Regions from separate parts of the Homo sapiens genome. Here region 2 is linked to region 1. Evidence: chromatin contacts called from ENCODE Hi-C or POLR2A ChIA-PET data. All regions are on one chromosome and are shown on one strand. The core of a region is the stretch at or near the end of the contact, and the rest is flanking DNA. Distances in the headings are between cores, read along the strand shown. Region 1 holds the start of TOM1 (target of myb1 membrane trafficking protein). Region 2 holds the start of TTLL12 (tubulin tyrosine ligase like 12).

Region 1 (5,403 bases), core at 797-3,296:
TAAGTCTTAAACTTGGCATGTGATAAAAGCAGTGGTTTCTGTAGTCAGAGAAATATAGATGAGAGGAGAGCTGCCTTCTCTTTTCAGCTCCAAAAAACCATGACTCACTGTGGGGTGGGTGTGTGTCCGGGGAGGGCAGGGGTCCTTTGAGAGGGCAGTTCCTCTCCCTGGTTCAGGAGCTTCCTGGTGTGTAAATCCTGGACTGCCACCTCCCCCTTGGAGAGCATTGATTACAAAACCTCGGAAGAGCCACCGACAGCCACGGTGGCGATTACAACACAGAGCCGGGTCGACAAGCTTTCGTGAGGTTTCGCAAGACACTAAGAATGGAAAATATGTCTCATCTTAAAGTTTTCCCAGTCTGGACTTAAGACGAAAAGTCGTCATCAAAAAAGATGAAGAGTAATTTCACGGTAATGCGATGGTTTCTTCATGCAAGAATGCGGAACACCCAAACCATCCTCCGGAGAAGTGTGGCTGTTTGGGTGAAGGCATGTCGGTTCTCATGGTGTTGGTGCCCAAGAATGAGCACCTATGAGATCTACTGCCAAGCGATTTCCAGGGATTCCTAACCTTCACTTGGTGATCTCAGGAACAACGTGTGTGTGTAAATACATATAATATATATGTATGTGTATGTATATGTATGTTTGTATGTGTATATTTTTATATATATGTGTGCGTGTGTGTGTGTGTATGTGTATGTGTTTCAAGAGATGGGCTCTCCCTGCGTCGTCCAGGCTGGAGTACAGTGGCGCCATCAGGGCTCACTGCAGCCCTGACCTCCCAGATCCAATAAATCCTCCCAGCTCTGCCTACCGAGTGGCTGGGTGCACAGGCACGCACCACCACGCCCGGCTAATTTCTGTATTTTTTTTTTTTTTTTTTTTTGTAGAGACGGGGTCTCGCCATGTTGCCCAGGCTGGTCTCGAACTCCTGGGCTCAAGCGATCTGCCCGCCTTGGCCTCCCAAAGTGCTGGGATTACAGGCGGGAGCCACCGTGCCCAGCCCAGTGATAATAAATATTACAACTGTTTTTTTTTATATGGCACTGGCCATGTACCAGGCATTGTTCTAAGTATTTCACATTTATTAAGGAATTTAATCTTCACAACAAGCCCACGGAGGTGGGGACCATTATTGCCCGCCAACTACAGGTGAGGAAACCTCGGCCCAGGGAGGCTGCGTCACAGAACTGTGAGTATCCTGTCACCAGGGTGCAGAGAACCACGGACCAGCAGACAGGCGCCAGGTGCCCTGGGCTTGGCTTGGCCCGAGTTCCCGGCTGCCCCACCTACGGAGCACCGAGATGGGCTGACCAGGAGGGTTTGTCCGACCACTGTCTGCTCAGGTTCTGAGAGTCTGTGCGGGTCCATTTGAGGTTGGGTCGAGAAAAGAGCCCAGGCGGACACGTCCTGAGACCCGGGTCTGTGAGGCCTGGCCGCGGGCTGTCCGGCGCTGGGCCCCTCTGGCCAGTTGGCCCCAAGACGCCAAGCCCGGGGCTTCGCGGTCCTGGGAGAAGGGACTTCTAGCCCTTCTCAGGTGTCTGTGTCCGGAGGGCCCGGTGAGCCAGGAAGGAGCTGGCCAGAGCCCAGGCGGCGGGACCCAGCAGAGTGGCCCAGCCACTGCCAACCACGCAGTCCCTTTAACCACGAAAACTTTCTCCCTCGATTGGGGACCCCAGCAGACGCACATTGGCTGCGCCGTGGGCATCCGGACCCACCCTCTCTCCTTACCTACTGGCTGTCATATACATCTATCACAAGCCAAGGCTTCCTAATGGCCCAAGTTCTTGTCAATCAAGAGTGGGAGGAAAGCTGGGCGGAGCCAGGTCGGAGAGCTACACGCCAGCCTCCTTGCCCTCCCTGCCTCCGTGACTAGGCACCCGGAGGCTTCCCAGGGGACCGAAGCTGGGTGCGGAGCACCGGGGCGGAGCTGTGGGGGGCTCCAGGGACTCACCGATGCGCTGTCCCACTGGAGAGCTGAACGGGTTCCCCAGGAGAAAGTCCATTGCTGCTACCGCCGCTGCCACCAACCCCGGGAATCAGCTGACAGCAACCGCCAGCGCCACCGACCCGTCACGTGACGCACTCGGAGGCCGGCGAGGAGGCGTGGGCGGGGCGGTGGCACCGCGAAGCTCGACCACAAGCCCCGCCCTGAGACGCCAGGGTCCCGCCCCCGAGGCGGAGGGCGATGACCTCACTGCGGCTTGCTCGGCGGCGGCGGGCGTCACACACGATGTAGGGTCTGGGGTCGGGGCCCGGGAAGCGCGGTCCTCTTTAAGCCACGCCCCTGACCTTTTAGGGCGAGGTCTAAAGGACCCTTTACACATTTGGGAAACTGGGTCGTAGACCAGGGAAGTGACTTGGGTGAGTTACACAGAAGCCGAGACTCTTAGGGTCATAGCCCTTAGTCCTTGGGACCTCACTGTGACTGCACACCTACCCTGGGTGACAGCCTCTCTGGGCTGTTGTCTCCTTGTCCCGGTAAGACTCTTCCTGTTTGATGTCAAGGTCTCCCCGCTCCAAGATGCACCCTGCTCGCAGCCCAAATTATCTTACCTTAAATCAGAGGCAAGGGCAAGGGGTTTGTCATCTGTTGAGACTGAGAGGCAATTTAATGAATTGCAGCGCAATTCCCTCTAGCGCCCAGGATGGCAAAAAGCACAGATGTAGTCACGAGTGGGGCTTTAATACCCGTCTCTGCCATAAATTTACTGTGTGAGCCAAACATAGCTCCCATTTTCTCTAGATACTGGAATTAGATCAAGGACTCGTAACCATTTTTAAAAAATATTTTATTTAGGTCACAGTCTCCTTTGAGAATTTGACAAAAGCCATGAGCCTTTCTGAAGAAAAAAGGCAGCGATACAATTTTGCTTATAACCTCAGGGAGTTTCTGGGGTCCCTGAAGTACAACCGTGGACCCCAAGCTAAGAATCTCAAAGGCCTTTCCCAGCGTTGTGATTCTAATCTCTTCAGCCTTCCTGGCTGTGTGTGGTGTGTCTGCTGACACCTACACACTAGATACCTATCTATGGGTTATGACCTTTTCTTCTGGCATGTACTCCAAAAATACAATAACCATGGCCTTAGTAGTCTGGCTACTGTGGGTGCTTAAGTACTTATTGTGATGTTTGTGGTTTTTAAATCTGAAAGGCTAGTAAATTGACTGCACAAATTTTGGATGACAGAAAACCTAAATTAAGCAAGGTGTGGTGGCTCACGCCTGTAATCCCAACATTTTGGGAGGCTGAGGCAGGTGGATCACCTGAGGTCAGGCATTCAAAACAAGCCTAGCCAACATGGTAAAATGCCGTCTCTACTAAAAATACAAAAATTAGCCAGGTGTGGTGGTACACGCCTGTAGTCCCAGCTACTTGGGAGGCTGAGGCATGAGAATTGCTTGGACCCAGGGGGGCAGAGATTGCAGTGAGCTGAGATCGTGCCACTGCACTCCAGCCTGGGTGACAGAGTAAGGCTGTGTCTTAAAAAAAAAAACAAACCTAAATTAGAACTTAATCACCTCTGTAGATTCACTTGTTTGAGCAGCCATGGGGTCCGATGTCTTTACTGTACAATATAAAAACTGCTTTGAAGTGTTTCCACAACACTCATGAGACCTGTTCACAAATGCCTTTGCCCCCACGAGTCTGGATGTCCCTGGGGGCTGGGCTACTATTTCTGTTTTGCTCCCCACTATTGTCTAACCCAGTAACTAGCACATGAAAGCTTAAATAGATCTACGTTTCAGTAATGGTATTTGGAGTATAAGCGGGGAGAAGGCCATTTAAGATGACCTTCAGGTCAAGGCACTTTCCATGTCTTTCTTCACTTAACCTTATTGCTTGGTCATATGGAGTTATGTTTAGCATGAACTTCTTTTGGATTCTTCCATTAACCTTTATTTATTTATTTTTAGAGGCAAAGTCTCACTATGTTGCCCAGGCTGGTCCTTGAACTTCTGAGCTCAAGTGATCCTCCCACCTCAGCCTCCCAAAGCCCTGGGTTACAGGCATGAGCCACCATCTCTGGCCCTTCCTTTAAGCTTTTAACAAGTTCTTGTAAACTTTATTCATGGTAAAAAAAAAAAAAAAAAAAAACAAAAAAAAACAAAAACAGAGACAACTCATATGCCCCCAAACAGGAAGTGGAATCATAAACTCCATGCAGGCTGGGCACGGTGGCTCACACCTGTAATCACAGCACTTTGGGAGACCCAGGCAGGCAGATCACGAAGTCAGGAGATCAAGACCATCCTGGCTAACACGGTGAAACCCCATCTCTACTAAAAAAATAGAAAAAATTAGCTGGGCGTGGTGGTGGGCGCCGTGGTGGGCGCCTGTAGTCCCAGCTACTCGGGAGGCTGAGGCAGGAGAATGGCGTGAACCTGGTAGGCGGAGCTTGCAGTGAGCAGAGATTGCACCACTGCACTCCAGCCTGGGAGACAGAGCGAGACTCCGTCTCAAAAAAAAAAAGAAAAACAACTCCATGCAAACTGATTACTATATAGCTATTGAAACAGAAATGGAAGTATATGGATTTATTTATTTATTTATTTTTAAAGACAGAGTCTCTGTCACCCAGGCTGGCGTACAGTGGTACAACTGTAGCTCACCGTAGCCCTGATCTCCTGGGCTCAAGTGTCTTCCCACTTCAGCCTCTTGAGTAGGTGGGACTGCAGATGCATGCCACCATACCTGGCTAATATCTTTTAGTTTTTGTAGAGATGGGGTTTTGCTATATTCTCCAGGCTGGTCTCAAACACCTGGCCACAAATGATCCTCCTGACTTAGTCTCCCAAAGTGCTGGGATTACAGACACGAGCCACTGCACCTGGCCAGTATATGGATTTTATCAACATAGTAGATAGGGATGTAAATGGCAAACATTAAAGTTAGTACAAAACTGATTAAAACTGTCTTTAAAAAGTGTGCTAATAAGGAGCAAACTGATTTAGTAAAAAGTGTTTCAATTTACTTTTTAAGTGTTTTAGTAAAATTAATATCATGCCTTACTGAGGGTTAAAATGTTCAAATTTCTTAAGATTGACAGTCTGCATAAATGTAATCTATTAAATCCTTTAAGTGCTTACAGACAAAAATCAAGATACCTTGCCTTCAAAATTTAAAGACAATAGTATGACAAGAGTGAAAGCCAGCTAGATACCCGAACAATGCAAAGATCTGAGACAGCATTCCCACAATCACATTCGCTCAGGACTTGAGATAATGGAAAGCATTCTGATGAATTATAGACATGATTTAAATCTGAAAGTAGCTTGGGGTAGAAAAGAGCCTAGGGTTTGGGGTCAGCTGTTTCACTGTTCTTAATCTGCCTTTGCCATTTACTAGCAGTATAAACTTAGGAAAAGTACTTTTTCGCATCTATAAAGGGAGATAAT
Region 2 (5,510 bases), core at 2,727-5,226, 7.9 Mb before region 1:
TGTATTTTTTGTACAGATGGGGTTTCACTGTGTTGCTCAGGCTGATCTCAAACTCCTGGGCTCAACCAATCTGCCCACCTTGACCTCCCAAAGTGTTGGGATTACAGGCATGAACTACCATGCCTGGCCTAAATGTAATGTTTTATTTGTGAAGAAGGAACTGCCATTCAGGGTGCACCTACAGACCAGGTGGTCTTTGCTTTGTCCGAAGAACAAAGAGAAGGTTAGAAGTTTTATTTAAAACAGAGAAATGGGCCAGGCACAGTTGCTCATGCCTACAATCCCAGTGCTCTGGGCTAAGGCAGAAGGATCACTTGAGGCCAGGAGTTTGAGACCAGCCTAAGCAACACAATGAGACCCCTGTCTCCACAGAAAACTTAAAAATTAGCCAGGCATAGTGGCACATGCTTGTAGTCCTAGCTACTCAGGAGGCTGAGGTGGGAGGATTGCTTGAGCCCAGGAGTTCAAGGCTGCAGTGAGCTATGATTGCGTCACTGGCCACTGCACTCTAGCCTGGGCAACAAAGTGAGACCCTTCCTCAAAAAGAAAAAAAAGAAGAAGAAATGTTACATATTGCTCTTTGAGAAAGTTCACTGGTACTTGTAAGGGTTTGGGGAGTTAGTAAGCTCAGCTTGGTGAGCCTTATTAGTCCTAGAGTTGCAGTCAGTTATCTCAGAAGTTATCAATAAATGGTTTTAGGTTACCACAAGCAGTTTCAGCAGTCGGGCTTACAGAGAATTACATTTTGGGAACAATGCCTTGCACCCCAAATGCTTTTTCCCTCTTGGCTTCTCAACTCTGTTTTAATTATGACAAGAATGACCCAATTTTTTTTTTTTTTTTTTTTTTTTGTGAGTTGGAGTCTCACTCTGTGGCCCAGGCTGGAGTGCAGTGGTACGATCTCGGCTCACTGAAACCTCTGCCACCAGGGATCAAGCAATTCTCCTGCCTCAGCCTTCCAAGTAGCTGGGGTTACAGGCACCGCACCAAGGCTAATTTTTGTAGTTTTAGCAGAGACGGGGGTTTCACCATCTTGGCCAGGCTGGTCTTGAACTCCTGACCTAGTGATCTACCCACCTCGGCCTCCCAAAGTGCTGAGATTACAGGGGTGAGCAACCACGCCTGGTGACCCAATTCTTATGATCAACTTTCACAAAGTCATTGTATTGGGTTTAGGCTCCATGTTGTATGAAAAACCCATTTTGTATGAGTACCCTTGGCAAAGCTCTCAGAACAAAAAGCTATCAGGGACCAAAGGTCAACCTGGGCTTGGATTTTCAGGATGGAAGGGCCTTTTTTATTTTTAGACGGAGTTTCCCCCAGGCTGGAGTGAGTTGATGCGATCTTGGCTCACTGCAACCTCCATACCCCCACCCCTGGGTTCAAGCAATTCTCCTGCCTCAGCCTCCTGAGTAGCTGGGATTGTAGGTGCCCACCACCATGCTCGGCTAAATTTTGTATTTTTAGTAGAGATGGGGTTTCACCATGTTGGTCAACCTGGTTTCGAACTCCTGATCTCAGGTGATCCACCCGCCTTGGCCTCCCAAAGTGCTAGGATTACAGGCATGAGCCACTGTGCCCGGCTATGGAAGGGACTTTTAAACTCTTTTTTTTTTCCCTGTTTCTCTCTCTCCTTTTTTTCAATTGTCTGGAGGGGGAGGGGGTTGGTGGCAGTAATGGGAGCAGAGCAGTAATTTTATGTTGATTAAATACACATTCTTCAGTGCCTCTTTAGAAGACAACATTTCAGCTGAGAAGAATGAGTCAGGATTTACAAAGTGAGCATGGGGAGAAAGGCTTTCTGGCAGAAAACAGAGCACAATGCTTTCCAGGAGCTGAAGACAACCAGAGATACAGGGACTCACAGTGTGAGGGGAAGAGTGTAATGAAAAGAGGCTGGAAAAGTTGGCAGTGCCAGCTCACACAGAGCCTTGGAGCTCAGGTGAAGAGTTGAACCACAAAGGGTTCCAAGTAGGGATCTGATACAACTGGGTTTACATTTGGGGAGGAGCATGTGAAAGAGGACTGCCCTGTCAGAGCCTCACATTCTCCTGGTCAAAGGGGCTGGGTCAGGAATGTTCACATAATCTGACCAGTACCTGACACAACTGAGACTCAGTCTGTCTTCCCCAGCGGGACCGATGGAAGGGTTGTGGAAGCGGGAGGTGCACTAGGTGTGTACCACTATACCTGGCTAATTAAAAATTTCTTTTTGTAGGGTCGAGGTCTTGCTTTGTTGCCCAGCCTGGTCTCAAACTCCTTATTTCAAGTGATCCTCCTGTCTTGGCCTCCCAAAGTGCTGGAATTACAGGTGTGAGCCAGCATGCCCCATCCTAGCATTGTGATGCTGTTTTACTATATTATTTATTTTGAGATGGAGTCTCGCTATGTTGACCAGGTTGGAGTGCAATGGTACAATCTCAGCCTTGGCTTCCACAACAAAAACCGAGGAATCAGGGTTTTCCTCTGGCCATGGTGAAACCCTGTCTCTACTGAATACAAAAAATTAGCCAGGCGTGGTGGCACACACCTGTAGCCCCAGCTACTTGGGAGGCTGAGGCAGGAGAATCACTTGAACCCGGGAGGCAGAGGTTGCAGTGAACCGAGACTGCACCATTGCACTCCAGCCTGGGCAACAAGAGCAAAACTCCATCCCAAAATAAATAAATAAATAAAATGTTTTTCTCTGCAGCCCTCACCAACTTGAGTTTGGAAATTTTTGCCTTTGCAGACCCACCTGCTTCCTACAATGGAATTGAACAAGTCCGTGAATTGGTGCATTTTATTCAAACTCAGTTCAAAAATGTTATCAAAATAGCATCTGAAGCTCCAAAAAATTTTCAGCCTTTGTTTTTTAGCAAATTACAATTCTTACAAAATTGCAAAAAGGAAGACATTGAAATGTATCCCTATGGAGCAATAAAACTCAATGAGAGTTCAAAAGAGAATGTCTTTTGAAATTCTATAACTGAACTGTTTTCTTTTAAAGAGGGAGTCTGGCTATGTTGCCGAGGCTGGACTTGAATTCTTGGGCTCAAGCTATCCTCCCGCCTCAGCCTCCCGAGTAACTGGGACTACAGACGCGGCCACCACGCCCAGCTCAACTGCACTTCGAAACATCCCGACATGTAGGAGTAAATTCCTCTGACGGGTACACTTGGTCTTAATTGGATCAACTGACATTCCGAATCCAAATATAAGTAATTGAGAAGGGCCACGATTTTGCAGCATCCAAATCTGGTGAAACGCTCACAAGAATCGAGAGCTCCCAAGGCAGGGGGCCTGCGAGCTCTGTGTGCCCGGTGCAGGCACAGAAGCGCCGCCTCACCGGGTTCGGGCCCCAGGACACCTTCCGGGCCGTCGGTGGGGCCTTTTCCGGTCCTGACAGCGCCCTATACGTAGGCACCCCGCCCTCCCGGCATTCCCCGGGGTCGCCGCGCGCTGAGCGAGAAAAGCTCAGCCACCATCAGGTGCGCGTGCGCACACGGCGGCAGCCAAACCACAGGCGCGGTCGCAGACGCGCGCCCCCTCCTGGCAAGCTCGCGCGCTCTCGCACGCACCCCGCCGATGCGCAGGGCCTGCCCGGGGGCCGCGGCAAACCGGGCTGGAGGCGGACTGGGGGCGGGGCGGGACGGGGTGAGGGGGCGAGAAGAGGGCGGGGCAGGGGAGGGGTCGGGGGGGCCGGGAGGAGGACGGGGCGGTGGGGAGGGGGGCAGGGGGCGGGGGCAGGGGGCGCGGCAGGGGCGGGGGGCTGGGGGGAGGACGGGGCGGTGGGCGGGGGGCTGGGAGGAGGACGGGGCGGGGGTGCTGGGAGGCGGGCGGGGCGGGGGGCGGAGGCGGGGGGGGCTGGGAGGAGGGCGGGGCGGGGGGGGGCTGGGAGGAGGGCGGGGCGGGGGGGGGCTGGGAGGAGGGCGGGGCGGGGGGGGGGGCGCTGGGAGGAGGGCGGGGCGGGGCAGGGGGCGGAGGCGGGAGGGCAGGGCCGACGGACGGCGGGCGGCGGCGGCGGTGGCGGCGCTGGAGTCGGCGCGGGTGCTGGCGCCATGGAGGCCGAGCGGGGTCCCGAGCGCCGGCCTGCGGAGCGTAGCAGCCCGGGCCAGACGCCGGAGGAGGGCGCGCAGGCCTTGGCCGAGTTCGCGGCGCTGCACGGCCCGGCGCTGCGCGCTTCGGGGGTCCCCGAACGTTACTGGGGCCGCCTCCTGCACAAGCTGGAGCACGAGGTGCGGGGAAGGGCGGCGGGCACGTGCGGCGGCCGGGGTGGGAGCGCGGCGGGAGCCCGCGGCGCGGGACAGGGAAGAGCGCTCCCGGGCGGCGGGAGCCGCGGTGAGCCACCCAGAGCGCGTCCTGGGCAGCTCTGGAGCGGCGTGGAGTTGGGGGCCGAAGAGTGACAGCAGGAGACCGGGGTACCTGCGGCCCTGATCTGCCCGGGCCCGAGACCGGCTGAGGGCTGCGTTGGGAACTTTAGGTCCTCCACACACCCGAGCCTGACACAGCCCTGCGAGGAGTGAAACTCATCACCCCCACTTCACAGATGAGAACACTGCGGCTCCGAGAGTCCCTTCAGAGGGATTCTTTCAGCCGCTGCCTCACAGGGACAACGGGAACCCCGTGAATTTGTGTAGCTGTAACTGTTGGGTTCACAGAATTCGGTGTTTTTTCATTTGATTTGAGCCTCGGGGTCCCCTCATCTTGCAGGTTAAAGAAAACAGGCTGTGAGAGGTGGAGGAGAAATCTAAAGAAAAATGGAAAAGATTGAGAAGCCTCTAGGTTCTCTCCCTTTTTGTGAGGACGGCCCATCCGGCTCACCTGCCTCCTCCACTCCAAAGCGTTCCCCACTGTCCTGGCTGGGGATGAGCCCTGGATTTTTATTGCGTGCCCAGAGGCTGAGGCCACAGCACCTTCCCGGGCTGGCGGGGGGGGGGGTGTTTTCTTTAGCTGGGACCCGACATCTCCTCCAGGTGCTGTCTCCCGGACGGAGATGAGCCTAGTGGCGCAGGTGATGAAGTGGAAACCCCAGAGCCAAGAACAGGGACCCGGGCCGGGAACTAGGAGTCCCTGAGCCTGGCTGCTGGCCAGACTCTACGGTCTCTGAGCCAGTTTTTCTCTGTGTAATCCTGATTGGACTAGGAACCTTCCTGCTGGAAACGTGCAGTGAGTGGCACCTCCTTATGCTACAGTGTAACAGAGAGTTTCCTCTGCCCCTCACTTCTGCCATATGCTTTCCGAGGACCACTCTGGTCCCAGGCCTGTGCTGGGTGGAAGGGACCTTGGTTTGTTCATGAGGACAAAAAGGTTCCCATGGGCTGCGTGGAAGGAGCACAGTGGGAATGACCAGCTCCTGCCCAGCCAGCCTCCACGGCAGCACGCCCTCCCTCGGGCGGTCACTCGCCCGTCTGAGACCTGTTCTCCATCTGGGAAGGGGATGGTGAGACACCATCTGGCTCCCACAGTATTGGAAGGATGGGAGGTGGCATGAGAAATATGCCTGGCACACAGAGGGTGGTCGCCACCGT

Evidence for each region. A loop is a pair of places that touch in the nucleus more often than their neighbours do. ChIA-PET counts read pairs that join two places held with the same protein, here RNA polymerase II (POLR2A). Pooled maps may share reads with other maps.
Region 2: a loop to region 1 is called in a pooled map, with 6 times the contacts of the local background. The contact joins the promoter of TTLL12 here to the promoter of TOM1 in region 1. A Hi-C loop is called at or near these places in 2 of 50 pooled maps. POLR2A ChIA-PET finds 5 or more read pairs at or near these places in 2 of 52 experiments (CD4-positive, alpha-beta T cell and activated B cell).

What each region holds. Positions count from the first base shown.
Region 1 is chr22:35,296,537-35,301,939 of GRCh38, reverse strand. It overlaps TOM1 (target of myb1 membrane trafficking protein), which reads right to left and starts at 2,046. Exons shown (of 15, transcript NM_005488.3): 1 at 1,960-2,046. The coding sequence starts at 2,011. RefSeq lists enhancers at 381-902, 1,313-1,472, 1,426-1,948, 1,873-2,022, 1,949-2,471.
Region 2 is chr22:43,185,600-43,191,109 of GRCh38, reverse strand. It overlaps TTLL12 (tubulin tyrosine ligase like 12), which reads left to right and starts at 3,976. Exons shown (of 14, transcript NM_015140.4): 1 at 3,976-4,217. The coding sequence starts at 4,041. RefSeq lists silencers at 3,563-3,682, 3,931-4,090, 4,131-4,350 and enhancers at 4,731-4,790, 4,801-4,880, 4,821-5,325.